2 separate regions of the Homo sapiens genome follow, and region 2 is linked to region 1. A link is a loop called in an ENCODE intact Hi-C map of the cell type or tissue named here. Cell type or tissue: endothelial cell of umbilical vein. All regions are shown on one strand. Each heading gives the region's core, and the rest is flanking DNA. Links, peaks and the distances in the headings are about the cores only. Region 1 overlaps KIAA0040. Region 2 overlaps TNR (tenascin R).

Region 1 (15,109 bases), core at 3,612-11,611:
ATCTTAAAGCTCAGCTCTCAAGTATAAGGTCTTAGAGGCTGCCTTCCATTCTGGAATTACAGGTTCTTGTGTACAAACAAGACTTCAAGGACAGGCATGATTCAAGGAAATTTAAGAGGCCTGTTGGTGTAAGACATTCTCCAGGACCCAAATATTAAGGAGTGGTTGATTTTCAGGATGGACACTCCAGAGATCATCCCAATGAACTCTCTCACTTAAGGATAAAGAATCTGGGGTCCAGAGCAGTGAGGTGACATGTCTGAGGCCATAGAGACCCACCCAGGCCACACAGGCCCACCCAGACCCACCCAGACCTCTGGACAATGGGTTCAGCACTCTCCGCAGGCTGCCAGGCAAGCAGAGGAACTAAGGATGACAATGATGTCACTTTATACTTGCATTTCACTTCATACTTTTCTAATCATTTTCATCTGCATTTAATCTTTTGAGTGAGCTGTGTCTACGGATGGGAACACTGGGGACCTGGGCCTGGAATTCAAGATCAGCTCAGGCTTCATTGCATACATGTGCAGCCCTCCTGGGTGATGTTTTCTACATGATGCCCCAGCAATTGTCCTCAGAAGTCTAATTCCTTGGATAGCATGCTCTATCAATGTCTCATGATCCCAGTGCCCATGTGCCTATCTAAGCCCCAGCTGTCCTCAGTCCTAGTCTGCTGGCATGTAATCCCACCCTCTCATGGCATTATTTACATAGATTTTGCAAGCGTACAAATTGGCACCTACTACTGAGCCTTTTGGTCCATGGAGCCCAAAGAAATGTTATAGGATGACAATAATAATTGTAGCCAACTTTTAGTAAGCAGTAATTATATACCAGGCACTTTTCTAGGCACTCTATTAACTCATTCATCTTCATGACACCCTTATGAAGTAGGTACTGTGGTTCCCCCATCCTGCAGCTGAAGAGATGGAGGCTCAGGCCACACGGTGAGTGAGTGCCAGAGCCGGTCTCACTCATTCTGGAGAGTTTGGCTCCAGATCCGCAAGGAGTGATCTGTTCACAGGCGTTGCTCTGTGGCCTCCTATTCCTTTGTGTGGAATTAACCCATTTTTGGCAAGCAGCCCAGGATTTACAGAATCTTACAATATTTGGCTATTCCCCAGATTAACTTAAATGCTTATCCCAGTCTATTGTAGGAAAGACTGCAAAGAGATTTATTTCTCATTGTTAGATCCTTCCCAAATGCATGAAGATACATAAAATAAAAACAAAGTTCTGCCCAAGTGCAGGTTTATAGAAAGCATATGGCTGCCTGAACTTAAACTCAACATGCAACAAAGAAAAGTATCCTGAGGAGTCATGTCCTCTCATCCAAGGCTCTGCTCAAGCCCCTCTGAGGCCTGGGAACAGCCCATGCCATGGATCTGCCCACACACCATCAAGCTGCCAGGCTCTCTGTAGAGAAAAGCAGCCTTTGGCATGCTTCTAAGCCCCGGTGATGCTGTATCTCAGGCCACTCATCTCTCTTCTGGATTTTCCTTCTCCCTCTGCAATGACCTTTGCTTTTACCTCAGTCTTGAGTGGGTCTGTGCCCCTGTCTGTTGGGATCTTTCTGCTCTGTTGTGGAAAGGCTTTGGGTGCTTTTCTTTAATTTGATTCTACTCACAGCTTTCCTGATTCACGTTAGATAACACCACCACCACAAATGTTCACCAACTATTTTGTGCCAGGGGTTATGCTGTTCCTACAGGGAGCAGATGGGTAACAGGGGCCCCTCTGGGTTCAGCCAGCAAGGAAGGAGGGCGAGCTCATGGAGATCAGGTCAGTTTTCATGAAGGTGGAGCCACCTGGGGGACGACCTTGAAGATGCGTAGTATTTTGACAGAGAAATATAGGTGAAAAGGATGTTCAAACATTCCAGGCAGAGAAACTTCTAGAACATGAGCAGGAGAACAGGGGGTCTTCTGGTGAGCCTGGAGCTCAGGGTGGGAGAAGAGAGGATGAGAAGGGACACTAGGAGGTAGGCATGGCCATGGTAGAGGGGCCGTCATAGGGTTTGCGTTTATTTGGAGGCTTTACAACAGGAGAATGTTGTGATCAGAGCTGCCTTTCAGGAAAAGATAACAAGATCTGAAGAACTCTGGAAAATGTGTTAAGAAAGTTCTTTAAATCTCCTTATCCGTTTATCAAACATTCACTGAGCACCTAATATGTTTCATGCACTGTTGGGTGTTGAGAATTCAATAGTGAATGACAAAGATATGGTTTCTGACATCGGGAAGCCTCGTCCATTCCAGGGGAGTTATTACTATTGATAGATCAAGTCATAAAAGCCAAGTACAATAAGCAAATTCCAAACTAGATTGCTTAGTTGGCTGAAGTAGAAGCATGCATTTGAATTATATGTTTATCTCAACATCTAGGGCCCTCCCACCCCTCCCAACCTTTGTCTTAAACTCATCCATCCCTTGGCACCTAAAATGGCCTTTGAATAAATAGATTTCTTTTCAAGCTAAAGCTAAGTCAATAATTCTCTTCTGGATTCCTAAAGGGACTTATTTGAGGCTGCTCCCCATACAGCCAAAGAGTATTCATTAACATTTGGGAAGCCAGTCTGGGGAAAATTCGATTAAAAGGTATTCTTTATATTTTTTAATCTAAGAATTCTTTTCTAGGCACCCCCCAGGTTACTTGCTGAGCTCTGCTAATCTATAGTGTTTCATTAGTATTTATGAGTCTTGCATTATTAGCATTTCCAGAAAACAATCAAATATCTCCTTAGTGGCATGAATTAAAAGTGAGAACTTCCATGGAATGCAAAAGAAGACACACTTCGGCCCCTGGAAGTACACTCTAGCCTTTTGTTAGCTTTTGAATAGCACTGACAATGCTTGAAAAGTAATTCATCTATTTTTGTAAGACCAACAATAGGTGCCAACCAACCTCATCTGTCTGATTGTGGCTGTGGGGGTGGACGAGAGGACAGAGAAGAGGGGAAAACTTTCTTTCAATTTTTTTGAAACCAAATATTATTTACCTCCATATCCTCTGTAGTATCTAGCTAGGGAGACAGAATCATTCATTCACTCTTTCTGTCGCAAACTTCTATCCACCCATGTATGAGGTGACGATGGGAAACAGTGATCCCAGAGCCAGAAGGCCTGGTTTTGAGCCTTGGGTCAACCTGCATGACCTTGGCAAGTTAACCAGACCTCAGCTACAAAATGAAGCTAATGATCTTCCCTCATAATGACATTGTGGGGATCAAAATGATTCAATATATTTAATGCATTCTGTAACTGTAAAATACTTACACAAATATAATCCATAAAATAGTGAGTTATCTTGAAATAACAATGGACTAATTCCAGTGCTGGGCTTTTCTTCCTCCTTCCTCACCTCCAAGCCAATCCCTATTGCCAAAGAACCATGGGTCCCCACCGCATTGAAATGAAAAGGTCTTCAGAAATAATCTCCCTAATATGGTTGGTCTGTAGGTCTGTGGCTGTTGCTCTAGACTCTGGCATCCAGAAATCAGATGGAGAGCGGTCGCTTGGGGAACATCTGAAGGTGCCTGGAGGATTGCTGAGTTCATAGGTGAGGTGGAGGAGAGCAGCTAGCCATCTACAGGCCCCAGCCTCCCTCCCAGGCTTTGGGACCCTTGGAAGTGTTACAGGGGTGGGTCATTCCACAGGGAGGTCTGCTTCAATCTCTGAGAGCCAAAAGCTACTGCAGGCTGTGTCCAGGGCTGGCCCTGACACTGCTGTTCCTTCCGGTGCTCTCCAAGAAGGGAGCAGGGCGTTCTATTCTGCATCAGCCTCTCATTGTTCTTGTTTTTTAGACAAAATAATAAATGTAAAGCTCTAGAACAGTGTCTGTGAGACAGTAAATACTTTCTGGAAAGGTTAATAATAAGGATCACAATGGCACCCAATTAGAATCCCTGAGACCAACTCCAGAGTGACCTCCAAATGGTACAAATCACCACCCTTCTTGTAGGGGGAGGTGGGAGGTTCAGTTCTCTATGAGAACCTTAAGAGACCCCTCTTCTGCGACTGCTGACTCCTGGATTTGTGTGGGGGGCCATTTTATAACTGACAGTTGGGAGCAAAGACCTCCCCTTGGGCCTTTGCTCAAACAGCTCCATTGAGCTTTCTACCTTGGGTGCGCTGATCACTGTGCTTGCTTTAGCTCCTCTGCCCAGGATCCCAGGTGACAGCAGGATGGACTGTTGGCTACGAAGAGTCATTTAAGGAGTTAAAAATACAGATTCCTGCAGCCTGCTCCTGGAGACTCTGATTCAGTCGGGTCTAGGATGGGCCCAGGAATTTATGTTTGTAGCAAGCAGCCAGAGTGTTTCTGGACAATTGTCAGGTTTGGGAATAATTGAATAAGCAAGCTGAGCAGCCGACCTTCATTTATGAGCACAGGAGCCATGTGCTAAATGAGGGGAAGAATCATGGGTGAGGAGACGGGGGATGAAGTTTACCTCCACACACAGCAGCAAAATGGCCAGCCAGCTTGGGGAGCCTCCTTCCACGTTACTTCTTGCTTTGCGTTGTCAGGGGATCTCGGCCAGAACTGCTTTCCTGGAGGTCACGTTCAACGTAGTAAACAATCGCTGAACACCCGCCCTGTGCATTCAGATCCTGATCACCGCCCAGTCTAGCAAGGGGGAGAAATAAAAATAGAAGTATAGTGTGATGAGTTCTGTGGTCAAGTTCTGTGTTGGGGGACATGGGAGCAGCATGGCAGAAGCAGCCAGCGGTCCTGCCTGGAGAAGGTTGAGGGAAGGCAATGAAAAGAAACGACCATCATGACTGGTGTCTGAGCAGGCATCGTGCAGTGACTAATTACAGAGAACCTACTCCTGCTGGGAACTTTGTACCCAGGACAAGCAAACCAGATCCCTGTCCTTTCTGTGCTCCAAGTCTAGTGTGGGAACCAAACCAAACATTCATCAAAGAACCATATAGGCAGGTGTGAAAGTGTAATTATGGTGAGTGCCACGAACAAGACCCCACGATGCTATGAAAGGGGAAACAGGGAGGTTAGGAAGGCTCTGATGAGGGATGACTGAGAGAAGATCTGAATGACAAAAACAGCAAACACATGGCTAGGGTGTCTGAAAAGTTTTGAAACACAAAATAAACTTATTTTAAAGCATTTCCAAGTAATATGCTTGATAGGCTTTTCTTCAACCCTCCAAGACCTTTTCAGGTGAAGTTCTCTACATTTAAAGAATGAGTTCAATTGTTAATACACTGTAAAGTGTCCCCCCAAAGTCTGGAAACATAGGCAAACAATACCTGTATTGTGCTTTTTATTAGATGAACAAATTAGACCCATTGCTGTCCCTGAAAAGGACCTGAAGGGACAGGGTAGCTGACAGCAGCAGTGGTGGGGTGAGGGTGGATGGCAGGGCCCATGAATGGCAGCCCCACACCACAGGACCTTGTAAGCCACGTGGAGGGCTAGAGTTTGCTGTGAGAGCCACGGGGTTTTAAGCAAGGAGGGGACATAATTGATGTGGATTTCATAAAGAACACTCTCTCTGACGTGTGAGAGGACAGATGGGAGAGGGTGTAGGGGGAGGAAATGATCACAGTTGTCCAGAAAGTGGCAGCTGGGCCAAGGGTGATGGTGGTCGGAAAGGGCGGGATGATGGCGTGGCTCAGGTGTTTTCCAGCAGATATGGGTGGGAGAACTCTCAGGCAGAGGGACATGAGAGGAGGTGTCCCTGGGTGTGCCCAACTTTCCTTCTTCTAACCCTAGTCTCCTATGAGGGCTCTCAGTCTGGAATGTATATGTATATTCTTTTTTTTTTTCCTTTCCAAAACAGGAAAATCATCAGTCTCTACCTGACTCCTCACCATCTCTCTTGGGGGGTTAAAACACCTTATTCAACCCCAGGCCTCTCCACCCTGCCTGTCCAAACCTTGCCCCAGCTCTCAAACCACACTGCCTTACAAAATCCCTGTGGTTACGATAATATCACACACTTCAGAAACCAAGGCTCTCTGGCAGCGAGGGCACAGAGTGGAACCTCAGTCAGTAGTTATTAACTTGGCTATTCTGGATATATATTTTCTTGATGGTTCTCACCTTGCTAACCTGGCATGCTCAGGTGCCCTCTAATAGAGGTAAGTACTGTTTTGTACAAAAATGGTCTGATCACAGTAAATGATCTGCTTGTAGAACATTACATTTATTACTTAGACCCAGCTCTAGGCATTCTGAAATAGGTATCTACATTTTCCCCAATTTAATGAATTGCTTCAAATAACTAGTCCTAATACAAAGTCGGAAGCTCTCTTTTCCCCCCAGAGTATATATGATGCATAACTAGATATTCAGTATTAAAGGAAAATAGATAGTATTTTCCCCCAGAATTGATGTTATAATTATGGTTGCAATTTTGAACAAAAGCACAAATAGAGCATCAATAGAAAAATGATTAAGGCACCATGGTTATTTAATAAAATGATGCTTTATCATGTAAACATTCTGGATTAGAAGACTCCTGAAATGGGCCATCTGGTTGATTACCTTACTTTATTGATGGGAAATCTGGGACCAAAGAGACTGCATCTTGCGGGAGATCACCCAGCTGGTGACTAATAGAGCCAGGGCCAGAACCAATGTCTTCTGAGGCCCAGGTTACCCTCCTGCCAGGTCTCTTCCACAAACTCTTCCACAGTGCTTTGCAAGATGCCCACCATATTCTCTTTCTGAGCACGAGTGAGACCATACTTCTCAGCCCCTTACGTCTCTGTGGGGCTATGTGACTGAGTTCCAGCCAAGGAAACGTGGCTCCTGAAATCTTCTCCCGGGCCCTCCCTGTTCTCTCTCTGCTTGCTCATTGGCTGGCCAGATGCAGAGCATCCAGGGGAGGACTCCAAGAGCCCTGGGGATGGCAGAGATGGGAGGTGTTCCTGAATGACTGTGTGGAGCAGAGCACCCCTGCTGACCACAGTGAAAAATGAAATGAGTTAGAATAAACTTTTGTTGGGTGAAGCCACTGAGATTTGGGGATTTTCTGCTACAGCAGTTAGCCTATCCTGCCTAATACAAGTGACAAAAAAGCTAATGTTGGTAATGATTATTAATTACCATTGCATATATAATCCCTAGAATGATTTGCTTATAACAAATGTGCAATGTGTTCAACAACTCTCCTATAGGGCAGCTTTGGCCAAAGAGGGGTTTACCTTAGTGCTTTTGAGCAGTGGTTCGGGAACCAGATATCCTGGGTCTGAATTCTGGCTCTCCCACTCACTAGCTGTATCACATTGGGCAGGTTAACCTCTCTCTCTGGCGCTCTGTTTTCTCATTTGTAGAATGGCATGGATAATAACAGGATGTGAGAATGAAATGAGTCAGTAGAAGTAGAGTGCCTCAGAGCCTTGCCTAGCAATAAAAGTTAGTCCTGATTGTTTGATCCCAAACAAATAGGCTGGCCAAAGTAAACAGCCCTTGACTCCTTAGCTAATGATGGTTTTGTTTGTCTTTTTCAAATGTGAGATGGTTCTGGAGTCATGACTTTGATTATGTAGGTCTCCTTTACAAGGCATTTTCTCTTTTCTCTAGTTTTCCTGTGGTAGACTAAATTAGTTCATTCATCATTCTCTTTCAAAGCGACCATTTCAGAATGAAAATATGGATAAGCACCACTCAGGAGCTGAATCATAAGGGTTTAGATACACTTCCTTCCCCTCTCTGCAGGGCTCTCCCAAGATTGTGTGGAGTAGGACATAGAAGCCTCCTTCCTTCCTCACCCCGACGACAAACTGCCCTTTTGTCTTTTCCTACTTTCCCTTTTTTCCCTCCCTCAATGTATTTAATGAGCTCCTAGGATGTGTCAGTTCCGGTCCTGGCACCATGGGTATAGTCATGCATAAGACAGACATTTTGTTTGTGCACTTATTATCTCTCTTCTCCAGGTAGAAAGTATACATGTTAGTGCAATAAAGGAAATAATTGGAGTGGCCTCTGAAAAGGTGACTCTGAACTGAGATCTCGGGGTGCTAAGGACCAAGCGTGCACAGCGCTAAGGGCAGGACCTCCGGTAGCAGCAACATTAAGGGTGAGGGCTCTGAAGTGGGAAAGCGCATGGCACATCCATGAGAGAGGGCAGCCAAGTGTGGCTGGACCGTGGTGAGCATCGTAAGTAAAGCAGGGCTTGAGCTAGGGGCACTTGGGCCCTGTGGGTATGGAAAGGCACAGAAAGGTGCCTTCCCCTTTATCCCCATTGTTACCTCATTTGTCCAGGCCTTCAAATGGCCTCTAGTTTTTCCTTCTTTCAATTCGTCTTTCTAAAATCTGAATGTAACGCGCACTCCCTGCGCAACCCTCGCTTGGCTGCTCACCACCTGTATGATCACACCTCCTTAGCAAGGAGGACTGGCTGGTAATCCAACTCTCCTATTACCCCAGCCTCACCTTCCTCCACCACCCCCACCGCCCTAGCTGTTTATCACATAATAGGTGCTAATAAATATGGGACAAATAAATGAATTCCTTCAACACTCGGACTAAGCTTCTCTCCTGGGCTTTACCTCCCCACCCCTACCTCATCAGCTGGTCCTACCTGCTCTCTCTCTGACTATGTCCTGACTCCATCCACTTCCCACCATTTCCATGGCCAGGCCTTTGCTGTCTCTCACCTGGGTTACTGCAGCAGCTTCCTAACCAATCTCTCTGGTTCTGCTCCTCCCTCCCTCCGGCCTGTTCTCCCCACCAGAGCCAGATCATATCACCCCCAGGCCCTGCTCACGCCTCATGGCTTCCCGTCACTAGAAGTATGACATCTAAACTAGAAGTATGACATCTAAACTCTTTCTTACATCCCCAGGCCCTGCCATCGTCTGGCCCCTGCCTCCTTCTGGACCTTGTCTGGTACTCTCTTCTCTCCCATTCACTGTGGCCTAGCCGCGCCTACTACTGGACCGTCCACTCGCTCAGGACCCTATTTGTCCCTTTGCCTGGTATGGTTTTCCTCAGATCTTGGCGTGATTGCTTCACAACATTTGCGTCAGCTCAAATACATTTTCATACAAATTTCCTCCCGTGTTACCTTATCAGGAGGCCTTTTTCTAATGGAGTATGGTTATCTAATGTCGCCCAACCCCCAGCCAACCCCTATCTCACCATCCTGCCCTACTGGCTTGGTGATACTCCTCACTTTGAAATTTCTCAGTCACTTACAATGCTGCTGTCACGCTGGTTTCCACCTTTACTGCCTGTCTTCCTCCATTAGAACATAAGCTCCATGAGAGCAGGGCCCTGCCTGTCCTATTCTGTTTGGATGCCCAGAGTCTGGCATGTAGCTGAATGAATGAATGAATGAGTGAAGTTAATTCAAGGGTTCTAAAAAAATGAGATCTTGAATAATCATCTGTCAGGCAAACCAGGTCACTGGGGAGAAAGAGTAGAAGAACCAAAGGGCATAGAAAAGTGACCATCAGTCACACTGTGGCTGGACTTTAATGATAATTATCCACCCGCAGACTGCACTCTCCAGCCAGATCTTCCAGCCACGAAAACTCACTGGAGGGAGAAATAATGATCAAGAAAACCGCCTATCACTGAGAGCAATAGAAAGTGGGGGCAGGGGTGAGTGTTTTATCAGCTCCTAAATAATCACCTACCTTCCTTTTGCTCAGTTACAAAGAGCCCATTGTAGCTGGGACTTTCTGATAACAAGGGATTCTTTCCTAATTACTATATGCTCTATTTCAGGTTCAGCAGAAAAGAAAATTAAAAAGCTCCATTTCACTGTGGGTTCAAATGAGTCAATCTTTCAGTCAATCAAGTATTAATTAAGACGTGCTAGGAAATATGGGGGAGGTAAAAGACATCCTCTCTTGTCTCAAGGATGATACCAGGGAAATAATTAGAGAATGATTTAAGAACAATGAAAAGAATTTTAAAAAGCCTTCATGTGGACTTTCTTTGATTTTCTATTATGGAAGGTCTGGAATCTCCAGTTCCTTTATTCTTCTTTACTCTTTTCCCTTTCTTCTTTCCTTCCTTTTCTCTCTTTTCATCCCTAATTATCTTTTCTCCAGAGGGTCCAGACTATACACTCTAAGAATAGTTAGTTCTCCTCATGTTACCCTCAGGATTAATCATGAGAAATTATGTCTGATTCCCTGAAAATTCCAGCTGTACTAAATGTGAGTGAATACAATTTCTCCAGTCTGTTAGCAAGTCAACTTCCTCATATTTACCTCCTCAAGGTCAAGGAAATTTCCTAATTTTTCTTCTTATATGCCAGAAAACTTGTAGCCAAGAATTTTGCCAGCCTGGGCAACATAGCAAGATCCTATCTCTACAAAAATAAAAATTAAAAAAATTAGCCAAGTGTGGTAGCACATGCCTGTAGTTCCAGCTACTCAGGAGGCTGAGGCAGGAGGATTGCTTGAGCCCGGGAGTTTGAGGTTACAGTGACTGCACCACTGCACTCCAGTCCAGGTGACAGGGTGAGACTTTGTCTCTAAAATAAAAAACAAACAAAAAAACCTGTCTCCACCACTAACATGGTGTGGGGTTTGGGGAACATTCACTTAAGTGCTTTTTCCATTTATTCTTCTGTAAACAAAGATATTGCCATCTTTCTCAGAGGGCTAGGTGTTTTATTCACTGCGTTACATCATTTTACTCTCAGTATCTGGCACAGGGCCTGGTAGAAAGTGGACTGGCAGTAAGTACTTGCTGAATGGATGAATGAATTAATGCATCGCTGGGCAGAGTAAATGAGATAATGTGTGTGAAGCATGTTGTGTAAGTATATTTCACACAGTGGGTGCCTTAAAATTGCCTTGCCAACTGTAAAGCACTATATTTATTATTATACTATTCACATTGTGTGAAAGGTGAAAACATCCATTTGTGAAATAATTATTTTGCTCTAATTAGAGTTTGATCAGCTTTTCACTGAATTGGTGTAGAAAGTGAGTTAACCAGCCCCTAGTGAATCAGGGCAGCCACCTTAGCCTCTCCCCTGCCTTCCTGCTAACTTTATTTCCATTCACTCCCAGGTGCTTCTCCCTCTCTCGGCCCTCCTGACCTCCAGGATCGCATTTCTTAGGGGAGCCTTGTGTTGTCCATCACTATCAATTTTCTCCTCTTCACTTCAGCTAGAATGCTCATTTGTTTTCTTTTGACAGTCCTCTTTTGATTTAGATACTTCAGGAGGCCAAAATCTCAAAACAGAGGGTTGGCAAAAGTCTTATCACCTTTCACAGGAACAAGGAATGATCTGTTGAATCAAAAAGCCATCATTTGCTGAGTTCTTACTAAGTGTGCAACTCTGTGTGTGGAATCAAGGGTTTACAGACATGGTCTCATTCAACAACTCAAGAGATAGGCTTTTTTTCTATGCCCATCCTACAGATGAGGAAACTGAGGCTATGAGAGATTTAAGTGATTCGCCCAAAGACATGGAGCTACTCAAGCGCAGAAAGACGTTTGACTCTAGTCCTCTCTGAGTCCAGAGATCCTACTGTAACCACCATTCTCAGAATGCTGAGGACTTTAATTTCTGGATCTTCTAAGATGATGGGGTGTTCATCCAACTATTCATCTATCAACATGTAAAAGCCTGCCACGTGCGTCACACCCTGTGGGTGCACTCTTGATTACGATGCCTTCTGTGACCTCAAGGAGCTCATGTTTTAATAGGACCAAACACGTTGAAGAGAAGTGCAATACAGCATCACTGATAACATGTATAACTCCATATATGCTGGGGCCCCAAGGCATGAAACTCACTGGCAGTCTGGGAGCTATGTCCAACCCACAGGCACTTTTACTTTGTATTATTTTTCTGCTTCCTTTGGTTTCGTATCAAATTCTCAATCTTCAGCTAGTCCTAAGATTTGGCCACACTAACCTCCCACATGGCCACAATCTGCTGGAGCTTTAAAAGGGCCTGTGTTCTCCCCATTCCCCGACCCCACACCCCAGTCCCCATCCTGCCTGCTTCACCCAGTCCTGTTCACCCACCTGGTCCCTGGAAGCATTTTAAGCTCACCTCCCCTGGATTATAAACTCACTCAGGAGTAGGAACTATGGTACATGTTCTCTGTGCTGTCATCTATGTAGAGAAGAGCCATGCAGGGGGCTTAAAAAATATAAATGAGGACAAAAGGCAAGCCTCACATAGCAGCTTTAACCTCCAGTTTGATGGACTGATCCTGATCTGTGGTTAATCAGACAAATGATAAGGATGAGGGATGTTTGCAAGAGGAATTAATGCATATCAAAATGCCCCTGGGCACAATACAAACAGCTGGCCCAAGGGTGCAATTAAGCAAGGAGTCAGAGGACCCTCTCCTAGTCCCAGTTCAGTTGTCCTCCAGGCCTTTGACCTTGGGCAAAATCAGTTAAGCTTTCTGAGCCCTTTCCTCATCTGAGAAATGAGGTTATTACTCATCCTGGATATCTCTCAAGATTACTGTGAAGAACAGACAAGACATGTGGAAGAACACTGAGCAGGGAAAATTGCAATCTCAATGCAAAGTAGTGGTATTTTAGGGGATTATATTAAAAGGCTGAATTAAAGCTCAAAGTAGAACACTGAGCTTCTCTTACTGATGCAGTCCTCCACCCTCCTATCCCCCGCCTTTCCCCTAGTCTGTGGTTATTAGGAGCTACATTTCCAAAGTGGAGAATTCATAGGGGAACTCTAATACCACTTACACTTCTATTCGTCATCTGTATATACATATATATATATATATACACATACATACATGATCTGACCACATCCTGGTATTAGTGCTAATAAAACCTGTAGCCATGGTTACAGTGAACTATCTTGGTTATATAGTTCTCATTTTCACTTTTCAAAATAGTTTGGTAAAGGATTTTGGAGCCAATGTTTGTGGGTGTGGTAAAGTGTTTAGGTGAAGTTTTGTTTTTGGAGAGCCAGAAGCCGAGGCTCTGAGGTCATCTGTGAGTTAGGAGCGGTTGAGTGGGGCGTTGCCTTTTCTGTTCCACAAATAAAGGGAAACCTCTGCTTCTGGCCGACTCCAATAACTGATGCTTAAGTGTTCAAATGTCATATCCTCTTGGAGGGAAAAAATGTTTTTTGAAAAAGCATGAGAACGACCAAACACTTGTGTCATTCAGGGTCTCCCACACAGGTAGTAATTAAAAGTTGCATAATTCTATGCAGCCAACAGACACATGAAAAAATGCTCATCATCACTGGCCATCAGAGAAATGCAAATCAAAACCACAATGAGATACCATCTCACACCAGTTAGAATGGCAATCATTAAAAAGTCAGGAAACAACAGGTGCTGGAGAGGATGTGGAGAAATAGGAACACTTTTACACTGTTGGTGGGACTGTAAACTAGTTCAACCATTGTGGAAGTCAGTGTGGCGATTCCTCAGGGATCTAGAACTAGAAATACCATTTGACCCAGCCATCCCATTACTGGGTATATACCGAAAGGATTATAAATCATGCTGCTATAAAGACACATGCACATGTATGTTCATTGTGGCACTATTCACAATAGCAAAGACTTGGAACTAACCCAAATGTCCATCAATGATAGACTAGATTAAGAAAATGTGGCACATATATACCATGGAATACTATGCAGCCATAAAAAAGGATGAGTTCATGTCCTTTACAGGGACATGGATGAAGCTGGAAACCATCATTCTCAGCAGACTATTGCAAGGACAAAAAACCAAACACCTCATGTTCTCACTCATAGGTGGGAATTGAACAATGAGAACACTTGGACACAGGAAGGGGAACATCACACACTGGGGCCCATCGTGGGGTCAGGGGAGGGGGAAGGGATAGCATTAGGAGATATACTTAATGTAATGACGAGTTAATGGGTGCAGCACATCAACATGGCACATGTATACATATGTAACAAACCTGCACGTTGTGCACATGTACCCTAGAACTTAAAGTATAATAAAAAATAAAAATAAAAAAATAAAACTTGCATAATTCTCTTTAATACTAGAGACAGGAACTTAAGAGTTCTGCAAACTTTGGGGCAATAACAGAATGACTGACATATTTCTTTTTGTTAGTGGTGGTGGGGGAGACATTTACAGGCTGGAATAGCTGAAAACTAATGAAGTGGCAAAAATGTAAATTATGCAACTCAAAAGTGATACAGATATGGTTCTATTTTCCTTTCCATTTTGTCCTTTCATTTAATGTTAACAAAATTTCGGGGCAATTAAAAGCCAAAAGCTACCTTACTGCAATATTAAGTCTTAAAATGCAAAGATCAAATCATAGAGGGAGTGAGCATAAATATTCTCATTCCAATAATAACTCACCTCTGTGGAATGTTCAGTGTGGTGGACTTCAGATTTGCCAGGCTTTGGATGGCAGCTTCCACCCCAGAGGGCAGTCTGTGCAGAGGAGTTCATATGTCTGAGGATAAACCTTTACTTCCTTTCTGCATGGGCTTAAATCTGCATTCCTAATGTTGCAGGGAGTGTTTTTTTATGGTTTTGATAAATAATGGTTGATGAATGCAGAGAACATATATGAGTGAGCTAAAATACTTATTGAGTACACATCCAGTGTCAGGTTAAGTAGCATGCTTTTTTTTTTTTTTTTTTTTTTTTTTTTTTTGCTTCAGCACCTTCTTTCTTTGATATAGATGACATATGCTTAGCCTCATCATGTGCAGTTTTAGTTGCCTCCATGCAGATATTCTTGTCCCTAGGAATAGCCGTCATCTCTTCCCTGATGCCCTCAGCATGCCCAAACATTTTCCTCCCCATCCTTGAAATGCCCTTCCCAAAAGAGATGGCAAGTATTGCAAATTCCTGAATCGGGAGTATGTATGGAAGAAACTGCTTAAGCTGGGGATTGCAGGGGGGTATCCCATATTCACCCCCCTCGACACAGGGTTCCCTTAGCCTCATCCCCTCATTCTTTCCCATCCACCACCTCTGCTCCATCCATGCCTGGAGACCTCAAGGCTTTGTGGGAGACCCTCTGGAAAGCACTTAAGGCCACTGGGAGGTAGGGGGGATGGTGGGAGAGGCCAGGGAACTCAGCCCTTGTCTCTGGGCTCTCCATGATGTGGCCTCAGGGCTGAGCTGTCTGCAGGCCGACCACCAGACTTTAGGCTTTATCTCCCATT
Region 2 (15,109 bases), core at 3,829-11,828, 190 kb after region 1:
GGGCAGATGCATTCCGAGTACAGACCTCTCTTGACCTGGTTCTTCTGCTGTCACCCAGGGTGAGAGCAGAAAACAGACATGTCTCTGCTGGCCAAAAGTTGCAGCTTAGTTTCACTGAATTTGGGCTGTAGTCAGTCCAAATAAGAACAGCTCATAGCTGCCCTGTCCAAAGCCTGTAAGTGATAATCTAGTCCACCACAAGAAAGCTGATCATTTCCACAAAAGTCCCCAGGGATACGGGTATGTAGGTGACCATGTACTCACGAGTAGAAAAGTTGGTGCTGATGGTGCCACTGGTGAGAGGTCCATTGGTGGCATACATGGTGGCAGTATAGTGGGTGCTAGGAAGCAGGTCAACAAGCCGAAATTCCTCACTGACTCCGTCAACAAGGATGGTCTCTCCAGCGACTGAACTCAAATGAATATGAATAAGGGTTGAATAAGGCTACTCAGTTTAGGAAAGATCTACCAAATCCAAAGGTATTTCACATGGATTTACTACTAGAGAATTTTGGAAAAAAATCTTTCATAGGTTATCTAGCTTAGTATCTTACTCTTTGCAAGGATTCCCCTCTCATCTCATATCATAATTGAAAAAAAGTGTTCTTTATGTGCAGGTCAAATTGTCTTCTCTATAACTTCTATTCGTGTCTCTGGAGTTATTAAGGATAAATCTAGTCTTTTGTGTACATGACCCCTTCCTCTCCACCACCCTTCCTAATCAAGTTCTCTCTCCACTAGACTGAGAAAATTCAGCCCCCACTTCCCATCACATTTATGTGACAATTTTAAAACCTTCACAGTCCTATCTACTTTTCTCTGAACACGTAACAGTTTATCAATGTCCCTGCTAAAGTCCAAAACTCAGAGAACTGAGAATAATGGAGAGGTACTGACCAATGAAATAAACAGGGTCAGTCTGTGCTTGTGCCACTTATATTAATTAGTAAGGTTTTGGGAATGCCATGTGATATTGTTATCACATGCCAAGATTATTGCTAATCAAAGATCTTCTTTGTAACCACTCCCCCTACCTCTCAATCCAATTTTGTTAGTTGATTTTTTATACCCATGGACAGAGCTTTGCATTTATTTCTATTGCATTTTGCCTCATTGATTGAGTTTTGGGCCACTGTTTCAGTTGATTAAAATATTTTTGAACTTGGATTCTATTGATCACAATTTTGTTTTATACACAAATTTGGTAAGCATGTCTTCTCTGAATTCATTCAAGCTGTTGATAAAACTGTTCATTAGTTCAGGGCCAACTCCTCTGTTGGGCAATTAGAATACTTGGAAATTATTTAATATTTAACAGTTTACTAGGCACATTTTCAGAATAGGTAGGGCTTTGAGATTTCAAGTTTCTTGTGGTCTAAAGGCATACAAACAAGTTAAAATTCAAACTAATGCTTAAGCTTTGGAAGAGCATGTATAAGGATATCATCTTTTTAATGTCCCCCTTTGCACATCATGCCATTGATTAATGCTCCAGCCATACCAAACTATGGTAGTTCTTCAGACTTCTTACACTCTCACATCTCTGCAAATGCCCACAGTCTGCTCTTTTTCTTGAAATTCCCTTTCTTCTCCTTTTCTTCTTTCACTTTATCTAAGACTTTTCTTCTTTCTTTCCCTCCACACCTTGACCCTATTCATAGTAGCCCACTGGACATGGCCCATGGTGTTCTGTGCATGTCTATAGCATACACTGCTCACATCAAGTTGTAACTATTTACTTCTCTGCAACATCATTAGAAGTGAGTTCCATAAAGATGAGAGCTCAATTTTTGTTTCTGAATCCTTATAGCCTTATAGAGTGTGTGGCACATGGTAGGGCATCAAAAGTATTTGTGGAATGAATGGAAGTTCATTGCTCTGTTAGAGCTGTGTGTTTAGTGTCTGTGAGCAGATGTGTCTGACTGCCTTCAGGGAAGCTTTGACAGAAGAGATAGGGTTGAAACCACGACTTGAAGGATGGGTTTTCTAGGCAGGCAAATGGGGGAGTTTCCTGGTGAAAGAAATAGCATGTGCAAATGCATGGAGGCTTGAGAAAGCATGGTGATAATTAAAAAATGCGGGATCATGTTATGAAAGGAGGGGTGACAGGAATTGAGATGGATTGTGCATGCTCACAGAGGGGTTAGGACATACCCATAGTAATGCTATCCCTTCTTCATGGAGGGTCATTCATTCAGCTACAGTCCCAGCTACCTCCAAATATGACCTTTCATGTATTTTTCCATGTTAACTAAGGACTAAGTGATAAGTGGGGTTTTCTGATGCCTTGCTGAAATACAAATGTACTAGCAGGTTTGCCAATGAAAACAAAGACATAAAGTAGTTTCGATAAAACTTATTCTTGGTGAATCTGTGCTGCTATATGGTAATCACTAATTCCTTTTCCAAGTTGTTTAATTGTCTGTTTTAGTTTTTACCTTCCTAAGCTTTGACAATAAGTTTACTTCTTTGCAGCTCACAGAATTAGCTTTCTCTGTCATTTTTGAAAACCAAGACATCTGCCTGCCTTCTGTCTTCTGGTATCTTTGTTCTCTGGATTCCTGAATATAACCCAAAACAATTCTGTGATCACATGTTTGATGAAGGCAGGGAAATAACTTCCCTAAGCCTAGAGACTTGGAGGACTCAACTCTATTTTGCTTTGGGCTTCTCTGTTCTGTTCAACTTCAAATGGTGTAAGGTGAACAAGCATGATACAGAAGACAGTGAACTTCAAGATTTCGTGTTAGTTAAACCTGTTGGGCTGGATATGAATAGAGAAGACAAAAACACGGAAGAGTTTAGCAGTCCTGAATCTTTTGTCACCTGTTAGCCTGTACTCTCTGTTTCAAACTTGGTCCTATATCTTCAGTGTTTTTCTTGCTCTGCGAATATTTAGAAAAGCCTGCTTTCTTGTTTGTAGCATTTTGGGGGCAAGTCTTAGCTCTGTTCTGAGTTTCATCTTCCTAGGGCTATTGCTCTGTTTTTGTACTTGCCCTTGGTTACATGCCTTTCTTGTACCTTTCAGATTCAGCTTTCTCAGCTCCTAGATTTGATACAGTTTGCAGAGTTTGGGGATATCTTCTTTTTTTTTTTTTTTTTTTTTTTTTAGATGGAGTCTTGCTGTGACTCCCAGGCTGGAGTGCAATGGCGTGATCTTGGCTCACTGTAACCTCCACTTCCTGGGTTCAAGTGATTCTCCTGCCTCAGCCTCCCAAGTAGCTGGGACTACAGGTTTGCACCACCACTTCCGGCTAATTTTTGTATTTTTAGAAGAGATGGGGTTTCACCATGTAGGCCAGGCTGGTCTTGAACTCCTTACCTCAAGTGATCCGCCTGCCTTGGCCTCCCAAAGTGTTGGGATTACAAGTGTGAGCCACGATGCCCAGCATAGAGTTTGGGGATATCTTGAGGGCTTCATAGTATACCTGAAGTAGGAACTTTTCTAATCTGTCCTTCAGATTGAAAAAATGTTTTGTTTATTCACATCATACTGGTCTGCAGCTCCAATTCCCACCATTCCCACCTGCCTGATCTGCAGGCCTGCAGACACCCACCTGCAAAGTGTGTAAGAACAATGACGTAGTTCTCCACCTCACCCACTGGTGCCTTCCACTGCAGCAGGGCTTCTGTTGGAGTGATATTGGTAGCAATCAGATCCACAGGGTTGTCCATGGCTGAAACAGAATAGATTATCAGTTACAGATAAGAGGAGCTGCAGGATAGAAATGCAGGGAATGATCTCAGAAGTTCCACTCATGGTGCAAGACTGCTGCTGCACTCTACAAAACAAAGAAGTGAGCAGAAACCTCTTCCCTTTCTCCTCTTCTGGTTCCATCAGCCTCTTCCATTTCTCCCTGCCTCCCTTCTCTCAAGTATCCAGTTCTCCCCCAGTCGCCCCCAGCTCTTCCTTTTAATTAATTCAATAACTTCTTATGTGCAGAATACTGTGCCAGATACTAAAGAGGATTTCAAGATATGGCTGGAATGAATTTTCAACATTTAAATCTAGATGGAGCAACCAAGAACCCACAGAAATTGTTATAATTTTTTAGTTAATGAGATAATCATACTTCCCAGGCTATTTGCACTTTTATAAATGTAAGGGTGTGCCTCATGGAAAGATCTCTGTTGAAGAGCTTCAGGAAGTGTGGTGGCAACTCCATAGGGGCAGGAGTATCCCCAGGACAGAGAACATAGAAGATCCACCCATGGAATGACTGCGTGGGCTCAGTCAGGTTGCCTCAAAAGTCATATCTGATTATTGGATGATTGCTTCACTGCTCACAAGTCTCACTCAGGACTGAGTCCTTGGTATTCTTTTTGTTGCATTAAGAGTCAAGAGGATTCTTCCAGGCTTAGGTAGGTCAAAAGGGCCTGTTAGAGGAAAAGATTGTGCTTGTCATAGGATCATCTTCCTAGTCTTACTTGCCCATGCTCTAAGTCTTTGCTTTATTACTGTGCTTCTCTTCCATCAGGTTATAATTTATCACAAGTGGATGTTATTACAACAGTTTAGTTATCAGCTCAACCCAAGTGTCATAAAATTTACTTTTGAGAACCAAGATCTGCTGTGGATCTTGCCCTATTCTCTAATTGAAAGTATTTTTTTCACTTGCCTATGTCCTTTATCACAAAGAAACAACCTGCACAATATTTTCATGTTAAAATTGGAATTGTATCCATAATCTGCATGTTCAAAGAGTTCTTCAAATGCAGCCCTTAGACTACACTTGGCTTGATCTATCTGAGACATGCATGATACCACGAGACAAACATGACACCCTGAAGGAGCACTCACTTCCAAAAGTTGTAAGATCATAGACCTCAACGTAAAACCACAACAAACATACAACAGCAAAATAAGACATTCTGGGGCAATCTAGTTATTGGAAGTTGCTAAAATAGCTCTGCCTAGACTTAAAGGAGGGCAGTTTGGATGGGCATACCATTTGGGTTGGTGTACCAAATATCTGCTTTAGAGATACTAGCTGCTCATGACCCAAGGATTTTTTTTTCTTTTGAGAGACAAGGTCTTGCTCTGTCACTCAGGCTGGCATGCAGTGGCATGATCATGGCTCACTGTAGCCTTGGACTCCTGGATTCAAGCGATCCTTCTGCCTCAGCCTCCCTGGTAGCTGAGACTACAGGTGCATGCATCCATGCCTGGCTAAAGAAATGAGTTTTTGATTGAAGTTGCTGGTCTCTTTTATCTTGGGGATAGGAGGCTCTTGAAATACATTTTATTGTCCTCAATGGGAAAAAGGCTAATTTCTTTAATATGAATTTCTTGGTTCAAGAAGGTGGGATAGAGGCTTCTTTTGGTGTATTGGACCTCACTTCTGGCCAACACTTGTTGATATTTTAATGGTCACAGGTAATTTAATAGATAGGGCAAAACTGAATGGCTGTGTTATCTGTTGTCATAAGCCTGGAAGGAGACTAGGGAGGATCAGAATATCCTGCGCTGTCTTTAGAAGAATAATTTTTGTGTTTGTGAAGGAATATTTCTTGGCCCATTGCCTTAGAGATGCTGTTTCTGAGCTTCCGAGAACATCTACGAAAGCAGTAAGGAATTCTAAAGTATATTTCCCTCATTTGGGAAATACCATTCTCCAGTGAAATTAAGCAACTGTAGAAAATCCAGGTGTTCTCCTAATGAGGCAAGCTGGATGTTTTCCCACGTGCTGTGGGAATGATGGCTTAACTAGGAGGTTTGGTCTAGGGTATGGGAATAGAACACTTTGGCTGTGCCTGCTAGTGAGTTCTGCAGCGAATCTTTGCATGTTCTGCCTGGTGTACTTGCTGAGGGGCCAGAGACGGAGGAGCAGTGGTGCTAGCAAAGGAGCCTTCTCTTCAGCCCCATTGCGTGGGCTTGTTTTCAAGAGGGAGGCCATGGGATTTGGACTACCTTTCCTCACTTTCCCATATTGCAAGCCAGTCTCTCCCTTGCACCTCCCTTCCTCTGGTCATTATGTAGGAGCTGATGGAGGATGCAGAAGACATCTGGATCTGACTAGGGGGCCTGTCAGAGACATGAGCTACACGGTGCCCCTGCAGGCAGCCCAGGATGCACACGGAGCCACATCACCTTCACTGCTTTGGTCCCGGGTGAGGGAGTTATGGCCACTTTGGTGCCTTCTTTCTCCCTGGAGCACAAAGCAAGAGCAAAGGCACCTTCTTGGTGGTTTCTGGCTATATCTGATGATGAATTTCATGACCCCATTCCATTACTGGAATAACAACCCTTTTCTTCTCGAGGTGAAATTTTCTCATCTGAGTCTTTTACAAAATCAGATGAATGATTCAGATATCTGTTTTAGAATTCACTTCCATTATATGTCTGAAAGGGCACTGTTTATGTTGGAAGTTCCATGAAAATTCCTAACCTAAACCAGCAAGACTTCTAGAGGGTGACTCTCTAAACGTTTAGTATTAGGGAGGAATATTGGGGGAGAGAAATTGCAAATTGCCCTGCAAGACACAGTGAGTTGGAGGAGCACCCCGAAATGGAGCCTTAGCCTCCAGAACCTTTCTACAAGCCCGAACAACTTCACCCAGATCTTCAGCCAGGGTTCTGACTTGACACAGCAGGGAGACATTCCCACCTGTGTGCACAAGAGTACAGATGCGCTCGCTTTCCTCCCTGCCCCGCACGCTGTTGAGGCTGATTTCGTATTCGGTAGCTGGGTTCAGTCTGGTGATGGTGAATTCTGTCACAGTGTTGGGCACCACTGAGCTGTCTAGTCGTCCCACTGGAGAAGAGAAGAATCTACAGTTAAAATTCAGCAGCCCTTTCATCCAAGCAGCCCATGGTACAGTCTATGTCAATAAAGCACAGATGGGTGTGGGACTCCGCACTCAGTGGGGAGGGATGATACATGGTTCATGGGCTGGGAATGTTGGAGTGTGAAGAGGCTTTGCACACTGGTCTCACTCCTTCATTTTATGGGCTCCTTGGAGCAAAGAAAAATGACCTACCTATTAAGTGGTTTTCTAACAAGCTGGTCTTCTCTAAGACAATGACATTAAGGCAGTGTAGAGGGCACCGATGCAAGGAGCAGTCCCCACAGTCCAGAGACAGTGTAGTCTGGAATGCTGTCCTGTGTCCTCACTGGAAGTGAGTGTGCCCTCCACTTCCTTAAAAATGCCACATGTACCAGCAAGAACTGGCAGGATGCAGGTGAGGTCTGGGCCAGTTTCCTCTGACTCATAACTTGTCTGGAGTGGCTGAAATGGGACCACATCACTGTGCTTCCCTCCAAGGCTCCATCTGGCTTTGCTGGGTCTTTAGCCATCCCTCTGGATCCTAGTCTTGAACTTCATTCTTGTAGGAATATTCATGTGACCCAAGCTCTTGGCAGATTCTTTTGGGGCTCTTTTTTTCTCAAGACACTGCCTAGATAATGGTGATCAGTTACCTCTGCTAGTGAAGGGCCTGCTCTCTGGGTGAATGTAATCAAGCCTTTCTCAAGAGGCATTGGTGAGTGTGGGGTTTCTTGGCTGCTCACCAGCCCACTCTCATTCTGATGCAGCATGCCACAGAGAAGAGGAAAAACGCAGGCAGGAGTGGATGTTCTGCGGGATATGCTAGTTCTCCCATAATCTTCACCCAAATCCTAGTATCTTTGAGAAATCAAATCACTTTGTTACCTTGGGTGGGTCGATATGATACTCGGTAGTAATCGAAAGATGCAACAGGAGGGCTCCAGGAGACCATCACTGAGTCCTTGGTCACATTGCTAATTGTGATGTCTTTTGGGGGATCAATTCCTACAAGGACCCAGTGATTGTGGGAAAAAGACAGAAAGCACAGTGTGAAAAAGAAATTCTCATCCCTGGTTTTATGTTGACCAAAAGCCAATGTTGTCCCAAAGGCAGACAAGATCTTTCCATGTAATAGGGTATCTTAAAACCATGGTCACGCTGATGTTTCACTTGAAACCTTGTAGGTATGACCAAAGCTATGTTCATGGAGAATATTTTAACAACATGAAGACAAGCTGGCAAGCTCTGTACCTGTTACCTATCTGCAAGCCAACTAGGAACTTTTTTTTTAAGTTCATATGTTTTGTTTTGAATTGGGAGAAACATAGGCATTTTCTCTGAGGTAATTTTTTAAGATAAACCAAATTTTGCCTGTATCTCTTATTCTTTAGCAGCCACCTTTGGTTTCAGTTTTGAAAAACTGCCTATTGACTATACAGGGATTTCAGAGCACAAGTCCAGAACAAATCCATTTTCCTAAATTGTATTTCATTTATGCTATGGGCTTTTTTTTTTTTTTACTGCTAGGGGATCACAGAGTTGATCAGCTAAGTGTTTAATCTACTTGTCCAGTTTGTGAGTTCTTGTTAGTAAGGAGGAAACTACCCAAACATACATATCTTCACCCACATGTACCTCATATTTGAAACTGTGTTTGGGAATAATGAGCTGGGACTGATCCAATTCATCTCTGAGTGCCTGTGTTTTCTAAGCAACATCCAAATCAACCCCATTCTCTGAGTGCCAGGTCACTACCTGATTGCATGCTAGTCCCATGTGAGACTAAGGAAGCATTATTGTACGAGTGAACTTTCTGGGCAGTTAAGAGATGGTTCTTCAGAATAGGAACAGGTGTCTCTTCACTGTAGAGGGATTCCTCTTGGAGACTAGCTTTCTCCAGTGCTTTTCTTCTAAGCTGGTAGTGGGAGGTCTTTTGGACAAATGCATTCAAGCTTTGACCTCCTCAAGACATTGACTTTGTCCCACCTTCCAAGTGGGAGTTTCTTATCTAATGCATCTTCTGCAGCACTGGAGGAAGTAGCTGTTTCAGAACAGGTCACAGACTTTCTCTAGCCATAGAGGAAATCCCCTACTCCTTGGGTCTTTCTCTTTTAAAATTTCATTGATTTGTCAAAGGCTACTGTGAAAACCCCTTTCATCACCTGCTGCCAAGTCCTCCAGCCTCACCTGTGGTGATGGAGCCCACAATGGGCTCAGAGGTCACTGTGCCATGGACAGCCACAAGGTTCACAATATACTCTGTGGCTGGTTGCAGGCCCATCAGGACAGCATGCCTCTTGGTGGCATCCAGGGAGACCTCCATCATCTCTTCCTCCTCATCCCTGGGGCTGTAGTTAAGAATGAGTCTGTCTGCTGGGGGAGATGGATCACTCCAAGTGATGTTCACACTGGAGGAGGTCACATGAGAAAAGTGCAGATGAGAGATGGGACGGAAGCCTGCAAAGCAAAGGAGATGGATGGTCCTGAAACACGTGAGGAGATGGGTCACTGGGCTAGAAGAACTTCTTGGCTAAAGGGACCTGCTCTCCTTGCTAATAAGGGCCACACCTTCACCCACTAACCAAGAGATTCCACCTCCTCACCCTCCAGTGCTGTTCACTCCACTTTTTCCAATCCAAATATAGGAAAATGGATTCTGTTAAAATGAGAACTACTTCTGTGAGTTAATCATAATACTGAACCAGGATTGAAAGCCTGTATCCTGGAATGAATTTTATATGATCCCATGGATCCTCTGAATTCCCACTGATTTACTGCAGCAGGGAAAGATGGACAGAATCAACTACTATGTCAAGGCCATAGAAAAGCCAGACACAAGTTTTCAGGCAGGTAACACTATTGCTCACCTCCCCTCTTTACTTCCAACCCTTCCCTCTTGATGCACTTATTAGTTTTTACTCTATCCTTTTCTACCCACCTCTCTTTTCTCCAAAGGAAATGGAACATTGGAAGAGTGACTTGCCTGAATGAATTTCTCACACTGAGATCCACTGATCCCTGAACCTGGCTGGGATTTCTGCTGCTCTGGTACCTGTGAAAGCATCCACAGTGGACTCCAAGCTCTGCTGCCGACCCCTCTCAGCAGTGACGGAAATGATGTACTCTGCCCCAGGCTCTAGATCTGTTAGTGTGTATGAGGTCCTGTCCTTGGGTACGGTGACTTCTGAGGCAATCCCAGAGGATGGGGTAAAGGTAATTCGGTAGTGGTCAATGGGGCCACTGGCCTTGGTCCAGATGAGGGAGATGGAGGTCTCCGAGGAGGCTGTCACCATGAGGTCTCGGGGACTGTCAAGTTCTGTGGATTGACATAAATGGCCTATTTTACATGTGTTCCCCTGGAGGGCAGTATTTATTGGCCTGCTTTGTGTGTTTCCAAGCTATCAGCAGGCCTGCTGACTATGAGCACTAGCTTGTCATTGCTGACACTTATCTAATATTTTGCTAAGTACCTTCCCTCTGAATGATGGCCAGGGGCTTGGCAAATAGATGAACAATCTGAAGAAAGCCGTGATGAGCTCTGATACCACTGGATTGCATCCACCTCTGGGACAAAGCTGGCTGCTGATTTTCAAGCTCGCCATATTCATTTTCTCCCATCCTTTCTCAATGAGCCAATAAGGATAAAATGGTAGCTACCACCAAGTAGGGATATGCCATTCCTGGCAACAGAAGCGCACCACCCTCCAACCCTGAGGCTATTTTGACTTGTTCTAACCATAGCCAGGCAGGCAGCTAGATCTGAGGACCTGGAGACTTTTGTCCATGTGGTTCTCTAGAGAGGCTGAACCTTGGGACAAGGACTGGTCTAAAATCCCTAGCCCAGCCCAGGCTGCTAGTACCATAGGTGCTGAAATGACTTTGAAATTTACCCAGGATTTGGAAGCAAAACTGCTGAATCCAGAGCAGCAAGGGTCTCAGCTGGACTTTTCTTCTGCCCTCAGATTTAATGGGTTGTTGCAAGTCTAGACCTTCACCCAAGTGGCGTTTGTGAGGACCTCTGTGGTGTATGCAGGGCGAGGATGCCCCATTCTGCCTGCTGTCGGGGTGGTCTAGATAAAAATATGGCCTGCAATGGCATCAACCTATTTAGGATTTTCCACCTCTGCTCTGTACAGCCCTGAGCAGCTCTTCAGACCACGGGGGACCGAGCACAGGTCTGTGGGGAAGAGGGTGACTCTGTCCTGCCTGTCAGAGATCAAGGATTAGGCATAGGGTGGATGTTGTTTCTAGGCTGACAGTTGTCACCAGAGCCCTGTTCACTGGAAGACATTGCTTTCTGATTAATTTTTGCTGGGACGAGCCTCCATGACTCCTTAGGCTTATAGGCTAACCTGGTCTTCTTCCTCAGCAGTCCTCCTACTCACCAGTCCTGGCATTCATGGTGGCTGGCACGCTTTGCTGTGAGTTCATGACGGCAGATATTCCAACTCCATACTCAGTGCCAGGTACCAGATCTATCAGTGGATGGAGAAACAAACATTATTCTGTGTATGGGGCAGGGCTAGGAAGGCTGAAAGTGGGAAGAAAATGATCTTAGACTCCTATTCATATCTTGTGTTTAGTCCTCCTTGAATCCTCTCCTAATTTGAACTATTAAGAAATCCCAATTTCACTATTTAGGAATCCCAAGTCAATAGGATGAACCAGCCCACGCAGAGCTTCCTTCTTGCAGGCAGGCTCTCTGGGAAGGCAGTGAGGCTGCCTTGTCAGTGACCTTCAGAGGTGTGCTCACATAAGTATACAAGGACTCCTTGTATGCTTAGCGTCTCAGGTTGGCTTGAACCAGCGAGAGGATTTCTTGCTTAAATTGTGAATTTCGGGAGTATGTAATCAAGAGAGACAGTGTGGACATAGACCTGAAAAGCATTCCTTGAATGTTATATACAAGGACCAAGCTACACCTTTTACAGGAGCTGAGGCCATATGGGGACTCCTGGGTCCCTTCTAGGGAGGAACAGTGGATGGACTTTTTTTTCTAAGCACAGGGCTGTCGAGTAGGAGCATGCAGAAGTCCTGTTGCTGTAGGCCCCCCGCCAAGTTCAGTAATTCAGGCCTCAGGGTATCTAAAGCTGTGGATCTAATTTTAGAATAACTTTCAGGGGAGTCCAGGAAGACAGAGGAGACACAAAAACTGTCCCACTAAAGGGTGTAAGCTTCTCTGAGGAAATCCTTTGGGAGGTTTACTACAAAGGATCTCTGAGAACCTCCTAGAATATCTGGAATTCTCTAGGTTCTCTCCTTGACCTCTTTCACATTTATTTTCAGACTAACTGGTTTGACTGGTGTACTAGTTTCCTATTGCTGCTGTAACACATCACCACAATTTAGTGACTTACAACAACAAAAGTGGATTCTCTTACAGTTAGTTCAGGAGGTCTGCAGTCTAAAGTAGTTCAGCAGGGCTGCCTTCCTTCTGGAGGCTCTAGGAGAAAATCCATTTCCCTGCCTTTTCTAGCTTCTAGAGGTTGCCTGCATTCTTTGGTTCATGGTCTCTTAATCTATCTTCAAAGCCAGAAGCTTGAAACGATCAAATCTGTTTTCTCTGTCTGACTTCTGCTCCTATCATTGCATCTACTCTGACTCTGACCTCCCTACATCCACTTATGAAAATCCTTGCGATCATGTTGGTCCCACCTGGATAGTACAGGCTAGTCTCTCCTTCTCAAGATCTTTAACTTAATCACACCTGCAAAGTCCTTTTTGCCCTGTAAGGTGGTTATATTCACAGATGCTGGGGATTCTTTGAGGGCTATTTCATCTATTACAACTGGCATCAAACTCATTTTTATCTATTAGGACTGGGGTTGTAGAAAAACCCAACAAAGGCAGGGCACGGTGGCTCATGCCTGTAATCCCAACACTTTGGGAGGCCAAGGCGGGTGGATCATCTGAGGTCAGGAGTTCGAGACCAGCCTGACCAATATGGTGAAACCCATCTCTACTAAAATTACAACAATTAGCCGGGTGTGGTGGTGTGCACCTGTAGTCCCAGCTATTTGTGAGGCTGAGGCAGGAGAATCGCTTGAACCTGGGAGGCTGAGGTTGCAGTGAGCCAAGATCATGCCACTGCACTCCAGCCTGGGTGACAGAGTGAGACTCTGTATCAAAAAAACAAAAACAAACAAACAAGTAAACAAAAACAAAACAAAAAAACCCAACAAAATCAAGTGATCACCCTGAGGGCCTCCAGTGGTCAGTCTGAGTCCTTCCGGTAGGCTCTTTTTGGGGCTTTGTGTGGGCTCATGGCTGATTGGAATGGTATTCTGTATTTATATAACATCTGTGCTTTTCAAAATGGATTGTGTTTTAGAGTCTCATCACAACCTTGGGAGGAAGGTGGGATAAGCAGTCTTTTCTCCATCTACATTAGCTTCCTGTGGATGCTGTTATAAATTACCACACACAGTGTGGCTTAAAACAGACATGTGTCCTCCCACGGTTCTGAAGTCTGGAAGTCCGAAATCAAGGTGTCGCCAGGACCATGCTTCCTCTGAAGGCTCTAGGAGACCTAGGTTCTGGTGGTTGCCAGCACTCCCTGGCATTCCTTGGCTTGTAGTTGCGTCACCCCAGTCTCTGCCTCTGTAGACACATGTGTGTCTGTGTCTTCCCCTCTTCTTATAAACACACCAGTCACATTGAATTTAGGGGCCACCCTAATCCAGTATGACCTCATCTTAACTCTACTGCATCTCTAAAGACCTTATTTGGAAATAAGGGTTTGGGGTGGACATGCATTTTGAGGGGACTGTTATTCAACAGAGTACATCATCTTTTTATAAAAAGAAACTGTGGCACGGAGTAAGTCTGTGACCAGCTAGAGATGCCCCCCCGGATTCTGGTCTCAGAGTTCAGGGCTTTTAGGAGGAATGGGACATCCTATTACTTCCTTCCACCGCTCAGGGCAGCTGTGATTTCTCTGGAATCCCTGATTTTGATCGGAAATACTTTGAGCAACATTCCTTTAACAAATGGCTTGGCTTGGTCAAGAGGAATGCTGCCTGGCAGCCAGGGGGTTCTTCATCCCCTTCCTCAGTAGGCTTTTGTGGAGTCCATGCAATAAATGTTGCTTAAGCATGGCAGAGCTTACCAGGCCAGTTTCTCTCCCAGGAATGCAGTCCCGAAGCCCTGTCTGGGTAGGCATTCGAATCAGCCCTCTTTTTTCTCTTCTTAAACCAGCTCCCTTTCTTTCCCAACCCTTAATTCTTTCTTTCTCTAAAGTGGCAACACCAGTGGAGGTAAACTTTGAAGTTTGACAGACTTTGACGTCTGACATATCTATATTTGGTCTCTTTCACTTTTTACCTGTGTAATTTTGATTACTTAACATCTATGAACCTCAATTTCTGAAGAATGAGAATAAAAACAGCATCTATATCAGAGGGTCATCATGAGGATTATATGAGTCAAAGTGTTTAAAGTCCAGTGCCTGGATCTTAGCGGTAGTAGCTAGTATTTTATTACTTTGCACAGAGAACTATTCCTGGATTTTGAGTACTTTTTTTTTTTTTTTTTTTTTTTTTTTTTTTGGTGAGTGGTCTCATCAACTACAAAAACCGCCCCAGGCAAGTACAGGCCGGTCCTGGGTGCACCTGTTGACTTCTTGTTATTGGTTTGCTGGGGCTTAGCCTGTTGGCTCTGTTGGAAACCAGTGATTCAGGGAGTCCAGGTGGCAGTGAGGACCTTCTCCCTGGCTGGGCCAAGTACCTATCTCTAGATTGAGTGGGTGATTGCAATACCCCCTGATCCATTTGAAGCACACATTTATCTCCATCAATATGTTCAGTGAGTTCCAGGTACATCCTTGGTTGCAGAAATGAGATTACCTTTGGGACATAAACTACTTTTATCAGGCAACTGATTAAGACCTTCAATTGCCTATAATGAAGTAGAAATTCTCCAACATAGATGAAGGGTGACAGATGGAGGGAGTAAGACAGAAATTATACGTTGCCAAACAGATCTAACATGTAACATTTTCATCCCAGTTTCTTATTTATGAAGCTTAAATGAAATGTTCAATAATTTACAATGGAATCATCTTCTCCCAGAAAACTGCAGAGCAGAATTTAATGTGTTCTCTTCCCAGGTTTTCTGTCTAGAGGATGGAAAAGTGGGACTTGCTTATAGGTTTGTGCCTGCTGCTTTCCTTTGATTTTCAGCAGCTTTCTTCCATGCTACAAGTGAATTGTTGCTCTTTGCCAGCAGGTTAGACACAGTTCTGCTGGAAAAAAAAAAAAACCACATGTATCCGAGGCATAGCCAGTGCACTTAGATATCAGCACTCTGAGTACTCCTAGGGATTTCTCACTTTTTAAAGACC

Evidence for each region. A loop is a pair of places that touch in the nucleus more often than their neighbours do. Peaks named below come from ENCODE experiments on the same cell type or tissue, not always from the same donor. Only the 100,000 strongest peaks of a DNase experiment are listed, where the experiment ranks them.
Region 2: it touches region 1 in a loop (7-fold over the local background); 5 of 110 quality-filtered maps call a loop at or near these places.

The regions. Positions count from the first base shown.
Region 1 is chr1:175,162,109-175,177,217 of GRCh38, forward strand. It overlaps KIAA0040, which reads right to left. Exons shown (of 4, transcript NM_014656.3): 3 at 4,454-4,629. Among named protein-coding and RNA genes, the nearest start is that of KIAA0040, 23 kb to the right of the region's middle. In endothelial cell of umbilical vein, for the core only: a CTCF peak has its summit at 6,935; a DNase peak (open chromatin) is centred at 7,413; H3K27ac peaks cover 2,878 bases.
Region 2 is chr1:175,356,055-175,371,163 of GRCh38, forward strand. It overlaps TNR (tenascin R), which reads right to left. Exons shown (of 23, transcript NM_003285.3): 10 at 11,154-11,243; 11 at 9,821-10,084; 12 at 8,956-9,225; 13 at 7,654-7,773; 14 at 6,609-6,755; 15 at 3,558-3,677; 16 at 265-408. Among named protein-coding and RNA genes, the nearest start is that of KIAA0040, 170 kb to the left of the region's middle. RefSeq lists an enhancer at 8,848-8,897. In endothelial cell of umbilical vein, for the core only: no CTCF peak of the experiment used is centred there; no DNase peak of the experiment used is centred there; H3K27ac peaks cover 555 bases; H3K27me3 peaks cover 299 bases.